Regions from separate parts of the Homo sapiens genome. Here region 2 is linked to region 1. Evidence: chromatin loops called from intact Hi-C (ENCODE). Cell type or tissue: K562. All regions are shown on one strand. Region 1 has its middle 57 kb from the start of CD2AP. Region 2 overlaps CD2AP (CD2 associated protein).

Region 1 (4,000 bases):
TGAGCTGTTCTGTGGATTCTTTTTAACATATAAAACCATCTTAAACTACCCTGGGTAAGAAGGTGGGAGCATGACAAATAAGAAGCTCTTCTAAAAGGGAGAAATCTCATTAACTGTAAATACGTAAAATAAATTTCTAAAGATATGTCCCACCTCTGCGTAAGACCTTACTTAAAATGTTACAGAAAGTGCAAAATCAGTATTCATGGGCTCGAAATGCCTCCAATGATCTAACTCCTTAATATGACACATAAGGGAATTTAAACTTCAACAAGTTTTGCTCCCTTTTTATGATGTGGTCAAATGACATTTGGGATATTTCATATTTAGTTCTCAAATGAGTTTATAGGTAGGATAGGGAACGTCTCTCTTTTGAGCCTATGCTGGGGAAGTGTTATTGGTAAAACTGAGTTATATGTAGTGAGTTCTTTCAACAATGAGAACCTTGTACAGAATGTGAGATGGGCTTAAACTCAAATCTGCCTTGTAGGAAACTCCACTGTAGCTTAATAGCAATAAGAAGAGAAGGATTTTCACTAGGCTGCCATTGTGTACACATGAAAAGAAAACTATGTGCAAAGCTAATCGGACCTGGCTATGAAATGCAGAGAAATGATTTATTTGCAGAGGATGATGTCGAATTCTGGGAATAAAATCTCACCAGTAGAGAATAGTAAATGTCCCTTGATTGGAGGTGTTTGGTTTTATTTGAGTTTGAGTGGTGGGTTACCTTGATTAATGCATGTTATGAAGCAAACAGGCTGGGTGTGGTGGCTCATGCCTATAATTGCAAAACTTTGGGAGGCTGAGGTGGAAGGTTTGCTTGTTTCCAAGAGTTTGAGACCAGCCTGGGCAACAGAAGGAGATCTAGTCTCTACAAAAAAATTCAAAAATTAGCAAGGCTTGGTGGTGCGCACCTGTGGTCCCAGCTACTAGAGAGGCTTAGGTGGGAGGATCGCTTGAGCCTGGGAGGTGGAAGGTTGCAGTGAGCTGTGATAGTGCCACTGAACTCCAGCCTGGCTGACAGACCGGACAGACCCTGTCTTGTCTCAAAAACAGAGAAGCACGTTGAGGGAATAAAATATAAGCCAGTCTTGTTTTGTTTTAGAGACGGAGTCTCAAAATCCCATCCTGTCGCCCAGGCTGGAGTGCAGTGGCGCGATCTCGGCTCACTGCCACCTCCGTCTCCGGGGTTCAAGCAATTCTCCTGCCTCAGCCTTCCGAGTAGCTGGGACTACAGGCGCGCGCCACCACGCCCAACTTATATTTATATTTTTTAGTAGATACAGGGTTTCACCATGTTGGCCAGGCAGGTCTCGAATTCCTGACCTCAGGTAATCTGCATGTCTCGGCCTTCCAAAGTGCTGGGATTGCAAGCGTGAGCCACTGTGTATGGCCCAGTCTTGGTTTTATTACTGATTATCTACATAATTTCATTGATCTGTCCCGCTACTCCCCTTTTTTTCCCCAAATACCTTTTAGAATTGAGAGCAGAATATTAAACTTAAGGTAATAACTAATAAAAATGGTTGCTGAGTATATAAATATTTAAATTGACAGGCAATGGAGGAAAAAATTTTAGAATAATGAGAAATAAGGAAATACTTTGTCTTAATATAATTTTTACTACTTATTTTACTCACCCATATTAACATTATAATAAATTTTATTACCTGAGCACATGTTAACTTACGTTGCAGGGAGATAGTCCAGAAACAAAATGGTAGAGTGATGACATCACAAGGGCAAAATGGTTATGGAATGTTCATAGGCTGGGTATGGTGGCTCATGCCTGTGATCCCAGCATTTTGGGAGGCTGAGGCGGGCAGATCACTTGAAATGAGGAGTTCAAGACCAGTCTGGCCAACATGGTGAAAGACTGTCTCTACCAAAAAAAATACAAAAATTAGCTGGGTGTGGTGGCACACACCTGTAGTCCCAGCTACTCTGGGAGGCTGAGGTGGGGGGACTGTTTGAACCTGGGAATGGAGGTTGCAGTGAGCCTGGGTGACAGAGTGAAATACTGCCTCAAAAAAACAAAAAACAAGAAAAAAAAGGGAAGTTCAGCGTGGATTTATGCACAGAAATAATGGAGCATTAGCTATCAGTGCCAGTTGCTGGTATTTCAATTCTTTACTGGGAAACGTATCTACTATTTTGCAACACAGCTGAACAGGTTGAAGAAGATTCTAAATTAATACTTATCTACATCTTTCATAGGATAGAATATGTGAACTATAGAAGCACAGGTCTTGCTTTAAGGCTTCCTGGTGGTTCAGAGTTCTTAGTAAATATGTCTTGAGCCTCCCTTCCAGAAAAGGTTGTTTCCAGGAAGGCAAGTCTGAGAGCCAATGCAGTGAAATGCCTGCTTTGTTCAAGATAATTTCTGGAGGTCGAGATAAATTGGGTGGGTGTGAATATATTTACACAGCAGTCCATTCCAGGGGATGACTCAGAGTTTAGAAGGTTGGTCCTTCAGCCACCCACAGCTGTTTTCCTTGCAACTAAATATTTTAATTCTGATGCTATGATTAGTTGAGCATCTGATACAACACCTGGAAGCCATACTGCTTCCTAATAGCCCACTAGCCATTGAGCTGGTGGTGGGGAAGAGATAGAGGAGTCAAGAATCCCAGCTGCTCACTCTTCTACAGGACAGACAACAACGTACAGAATGCAAAGGAGAAAACTGAATGCCGGAGGCAGGGATGCTCTTTTTTTTTCTTAATAAGTTGATTAAGTATTTGCCAAGATGAAAAGCAGAAGATATTGAAGTTGAGTTCTACCATGGGAAACTTCAAGCCAAATTCAGCTAACAAAATACAAGGTTTTGGCAACATTGCTAAGCATACAATAAATAGTATATTTAATCAATATGTGTTGGCTTATTACTGCCTTTCTGTTTCGTTTTCCTGCCTTTCATCCATTTGTTATTCATTTGGGGGATAGTATCTCTAAGGAAAACTTATTACTATATTGTTTAAAAATAATGTAATAGCTAACTGAATAATCATTTGGGATATTTTTGGAGAAAAATGAGGAAAGAAAGCCAGAATTATCCAGTTCTTGAGAATCAAACAGAAATTAATTTGTATTTAATTGTCTTCTTCCTCTTTTTATTCTTGCTGTAGTTCTGGGAAGGGAGAGTCAACATGATCTAATTGTAAATGAGATTTGATTTGCTGGTTAATGATTATCCATGAAAAAGGAGGCTTTGCCAGGTTTATTCATACCCAAGGTATTTCTGGACAAGAAGCAGTCATAGCCAAAGCCAAGGAGCCTGATGATTAGGGGAAATTCCTCTTCTTTAATCAGATGTAAGGCATAATTATACATGATGTAGGAAAAGCATTTGAAAAGTGAATTGCTCTATGTACCTATCCCTTTATTTATTTCCTTTGCAGGAAACCTCATTGTTTTTAAACAGAGTGAAAAGAAAAGCCAATGTGGAGACAACTTTCTTTGGTTAAACTAGAAATGTGGAATTCTGAAATGTTCATGCCTGGCCTTCTTATTTAAAAAAATGGTTATCCTCCTCCTAGTGACTGATTGTAACAGTAATTTTTCATAAGACATCTTTAGGCTTAAAAACCCCCTTCCAGCATTTGAAGCTGAAAGGTAGAGATTTCTAAGCTCTTTTTATTTTCTTCTTCTTTAGAATTTTAAAAGTCAAACTCATTTTCTAAAGCTTTTTTCTCCAAAGTTCTAAAACTTTTAATGTGTTTTTATTGGTTTCTTACAAAACCCAGGAATGACCTGAGGTTAAAAGTGGTTTGAGATTTATTGCTAATTAGAGCTTAAATCAAGATTTTAGCCTATGTGCTTTTTTTCCCCTTCTAACATAGAAGGAAAAAACTTACATTTCTGAATCATATTTTGCTTTCTGGCATAATAACCAAATGACATTTAGGTATTTAAAAATGATTTTGTGGGTAGCTAGAAATAGCTGTACTGGGGACCAAATTAGGTATGTAATAGGATGAAATGGAATGTCTATGGA
Region 2 (4,000 bases), 76 kb before region 1:
AGATGAAAATAAGGAAAAGGCCCAATCAATCCAACATCCAATTAACAGAAATTCAAGGAGAAAAAAACGGGGAATTAACCATGAAATAATACAAGAAAATAATCCTAAAACAATCTTCAAATGGAAACAGGTCTGTGAGAATCCAATGAAATGAACAAATTTTAAAACGTATTCATATTCGGTGCAATTTCATAATAACAATAAACGATCCTAGAAAGCTCTCTGACAGGAAATAAAAATTTCATCTACAAAAGATTGAGAATCATCTTGGAACACTTCTCATTGGCAATACTGGATTCTAGAAAAAGAAAAATTAAAAGTCACTGAAGTATTGAAGGAAAATTAATTGCATACTCTGCCAAATCAGCAGGCAAGCATAGGATATAACATTTTCACACATGCAACAATAAAGAAAATTAACTCTCACATATGAAATTACATAATGTTATCCAGCAAAATTAAAATATGAACCAAAACAGAGGAAGACATGAAATCCAAGAAATTGTGGCACCAACCTCAGAATAAAATAAGTACTAAATTTGCAGCTGCGCAAAATTAAAATATGAACCAAAACAGAGGAAGACATGAAATCCAAGAAATAGTGGCACCAACCTCAGAATAAAATAAGTACTAAATTTGCAGCTGCGCAACAAATCTAAGGAACAAACAGTCTATACTAAACGGGAGACAAAAAGTTCTAGGAGGTATCTGAGAGAAAAGCAGCATGGGGCACAAACTGTAAAACTGTATGCTATCCTTACAAATCTGGAACTCAGAGACAAGAAAGTCAGTTAAGGACAAAAAACTAAAGATGATTAGAAACTTTTGGAAAGGCAAAGAACTGTAAAATGCTCAAAATATAATTGTCCGGGTGCAGTTGCAGCTCACACCTGTAATCCCAACACTTTGGGAGGTTGAGGTGGGTGGATCTCTTGAGCCCAGGAGTTCAAGACCAGCCTGGGCAACATGGCAACCCCCATCTCTACAAAAATACCAAAAAAATGTAGTCAGGAGTAATGATAACGCACCTACAGTCCCAACTACTGGGGAAGCTGAAGTGAGAGGATGGCTTGAGTGAGAGAATGGCTTGAGTCCAGAAGGTGGAGGCTGCAATGAGCAGAGATCGCACCACTGCACTCCAGCCTGGGCAACAGATCAAGACAGGAAGGACAGAAAGGAAAGGAAAAAGGGAAGGCGACAGGGAAGGAGAAGGGGAAGGGGAAGGGGAAGGGGAGGGAAGGGAAGGGAAAGGAAAGGAAAGGAAAGGAAAGGAAAAAGGGAACGGGAACAGGAAAAGGGAAAGGAAGGGAAAAAAGGAAGGGAAGGAAAGGAAAAAAGAAAAGGAAAAGGAAAGGAAAGGAAAAAGGGGAAAGCAAAAAGGGGAAAGGAAAAATATAATCATATGTACTACTTGGCTTCACAGTAAAAAAAAAACACGACATGGTCATAATAATGTGAAAGTAATTATTTTAACTTTGACAATCAAATTATCGTACAGCAAAACAAAAGGACTAAATTATGGTTGTAGAACAAAATAGAAATGTTAACAGCCTTGATATTATAAAGGATAATAATTCCGAAAAAGAATTGAGAGAGGGAGGTTCGTAAAGGAAAGAGTAAAGGGATGAATATCATTATCATACAAAGTGCTAAGTCCACAAATACACTATTAGTTGCTAGAAAAAGAAATAAAAGTATAAACCCTTACTATGTTCAGATAAAGAGAAAACATGAGATTATAAATAAGCAAGCTAAATATTTTCAAGTTAAAAATAAACCAAAATCAACAACAGAAACTAATTATTTAGAAAGATGAAAGCCAAAACATTAAAACAGATAGATTTAGACAGTGGTTTCCCTATGGAGAATGAGAATAGAAGCAGAGAACAATGAGGCAAGGAAATAGTGTTTGTAAGTCATTTAGTATTTTTTATATTTGTATATCACGTGCAGGAATTACTTTGACAAGATTTTTAAGCAGTAAATATTAAAGTGGTTTGTTCAATATTACAGCAAAAATGTTTATAGCACCACATAACTGCATACATCTGTGATAATTAAGAAGTTCATTGACTCAAAGAAAATCTATTTTATTTCCCTTAGAGAAAATGCCATATGGTAAATAGGGTTAAATTCCCTGCTCTTTTAAACTTATTCATAATTAAGTTTGTAATATTAAACTGCAAAAAGTGAAAGACAAAGAGGAAAGAAAATCGTAAAACAAAGGTTATCAAAGAAGCAACATTCAGACTAATGGGTGACTTAGCAACAACGATGGGAGCCAGAAGGAAGCAGATTAGTATCTTAAATGTGTGGAAAGAAAATACCTACAAATCTTAAACTCTCTACACCCAAGAAAATATCCTTTAAAAAAGAAGAAAAAATAAGGACACTTCTGACAAGCCAGAAGTGGGACTTTGCTACACAAAAAGAAAACTCTGATGGATGTTCTCTGAGAACAGCAAAGGAAAGGAAAAAGATTAAATATGAAGTATCAGCAATGTAGAAAAGAAAGGAAAAACAAAAGAAGTGGTAAGTATACAGGTATAAAAACACCAAATGAATAAAAACAGTAACATCATATAGGAAATTAAAAATACAGAAAAATTAAAATAACAGAACCAGTAACAAAGTTGGGAGTTAAAATTGTTCCAAGATCCTTGTATGGTATAAGAGAGTAAAGTTATTAACATCAGGTTTTTATAAGTTGAGAATGCATGTAGTGATCACTAAAATAACAGAAAAAGCATAAAAACGCCAAAAATTGTGGGGAGAAAGAACAAACAAATTTTTAAAATACTCAACTGGCAGTTTCAGCTCCAACAAGTAAAAAGCTTTAAAGTCATCACTCCCACCCTTACAAGAAAAAGGCTAAACCAACTGAAAATCATTTAATTTCCTTGGACCCATTAGAAAATTGAGGACACAGAGCAAACTACCACCTAAAGATACAGACAGGAGGCAGGTAAAGCCAGAGAGTCACGGACGAGATCTATTTATTACCTAGAGTAGAAGCTGCTGGAGCCATAAATTAGCAGGAACACTAGTAGTCTCCTACAGCAGTTGTAACAAACCATCACAAAGTGGGTAGCTTGAAAGAAATTTATTCTCCTCTTTCGGGAGGCGAGAGGGCAAAATCAAGGTATCAGCAGGGTTAGTTCTTTCTGGAGACTCTGAAGAATCACTCCATGCCCCTATCTGGCTTCTGGTGGCTGCCAGCAATTTTTAGTGTTCCTTTGCTTACGTAACTCCAACCTCTACCTCCATCTTGACGTGACTGTTCCACTGTTACGTCTCCATCTCAAATCTCACCCTCTCCTTACTCTTTTCCAAGGACACCAATCATTCAATTTATTAAGAATTTCTTCATCTCGAAATCCTTAATCACACCTGAAAAGACTATTTCTCTCTCTCTTTTTGACGCAAAGCCTTACTCTGTCACCCAGGCTGGAGTGCAATGGAGTAATTTCGGCTCACTGCAGCCTCCACCTCCCAGGTTCAAGTGATCCTCCCACCTCAATCTCCTGAGTAGCTGGGACTATAGGGGTGCACCACCATGCATGGCTAATTTTTTGAAATTTTTTTGTAGAGACATGGTCTCATTATACTGCCCAGACTTGTCTCGAACTCCTTGGCTCAAGTGATCCTCCAATTTGGCCTCCCAAAGTACTCAGATTACAACAGGCGTGAGCCACCATGCCCAGCCAACTATTTCTAAATAATGTAACATTTACACGTATGAAGGGCTAAGACTCAGACATACCTTTTTTGAGGATAAAAATTCAATCCAGTACAAACACTTAAATGGTAATTTTGATGACTTGCTGGAGGCTGACTGTGGAATAGCATGAAAGTGGGAAACTCCTAGGAGAATGCTGTCCTATGGGGGAGTCCCCACACTATTGTGGGTTTTATGGTACTGCCAGATTCTCACAGTAAAGAGCCAAGAAGGATCCCCTTATAGTTCTGGCAAGGAGGAAAAGAAAAGTAACCACTGCGA

The links. Hi-C counts contacts between places; a loop is a spot of excess contacts. Peaks named below come from ENCODE experiments on the same cell type or tissue, not always from the same donor. Only the 100,000 strongest peaks of a DNase experiment are listed, where the experiment ranks them.
Region 2: a loop joins it to region 1, with 3.0 times the contacts of the local background. A loop is called at or near these places in 1 of 110 quality-filtered maps.

What each region holds. Positions count from the first base shown.
Region 1 is chr6:47,419,044-47,423,043 of GRCh38, reverse strand. No RefSeq gene overlaps it. Among named protein-coding and RNA genes, the nearest start is that of CD2AP, 57 kb to the left of the region's middle. RefSeq lists a cis regulatory region at 2,130-2,643. In K562, no CTCF peak of the experiment used is centred here; a DNase peak (open chromatin) is centred at 2,393; H3K4me3 peaks cover 396 bases.
Region 2 is chr6:47,494,582-47,498,581 of GRCh38, reverse strand. All of the region lies in intron 1 of CD2AP (CD2 associated protein), which reads right to left. Among named protein-coding and RNA genes, the nearest start is that of CD2AP-DT, 19 kb to the right of the region's middle. RefSeq lists enhancers at 680-1,248, 1,249-1,818. In K562, no CTCF peak of the experiment used is centred here; DNase peaks (open chromatin) are centred at 2,270 and 3,045; H3K4me3 peaks cover 411 bases.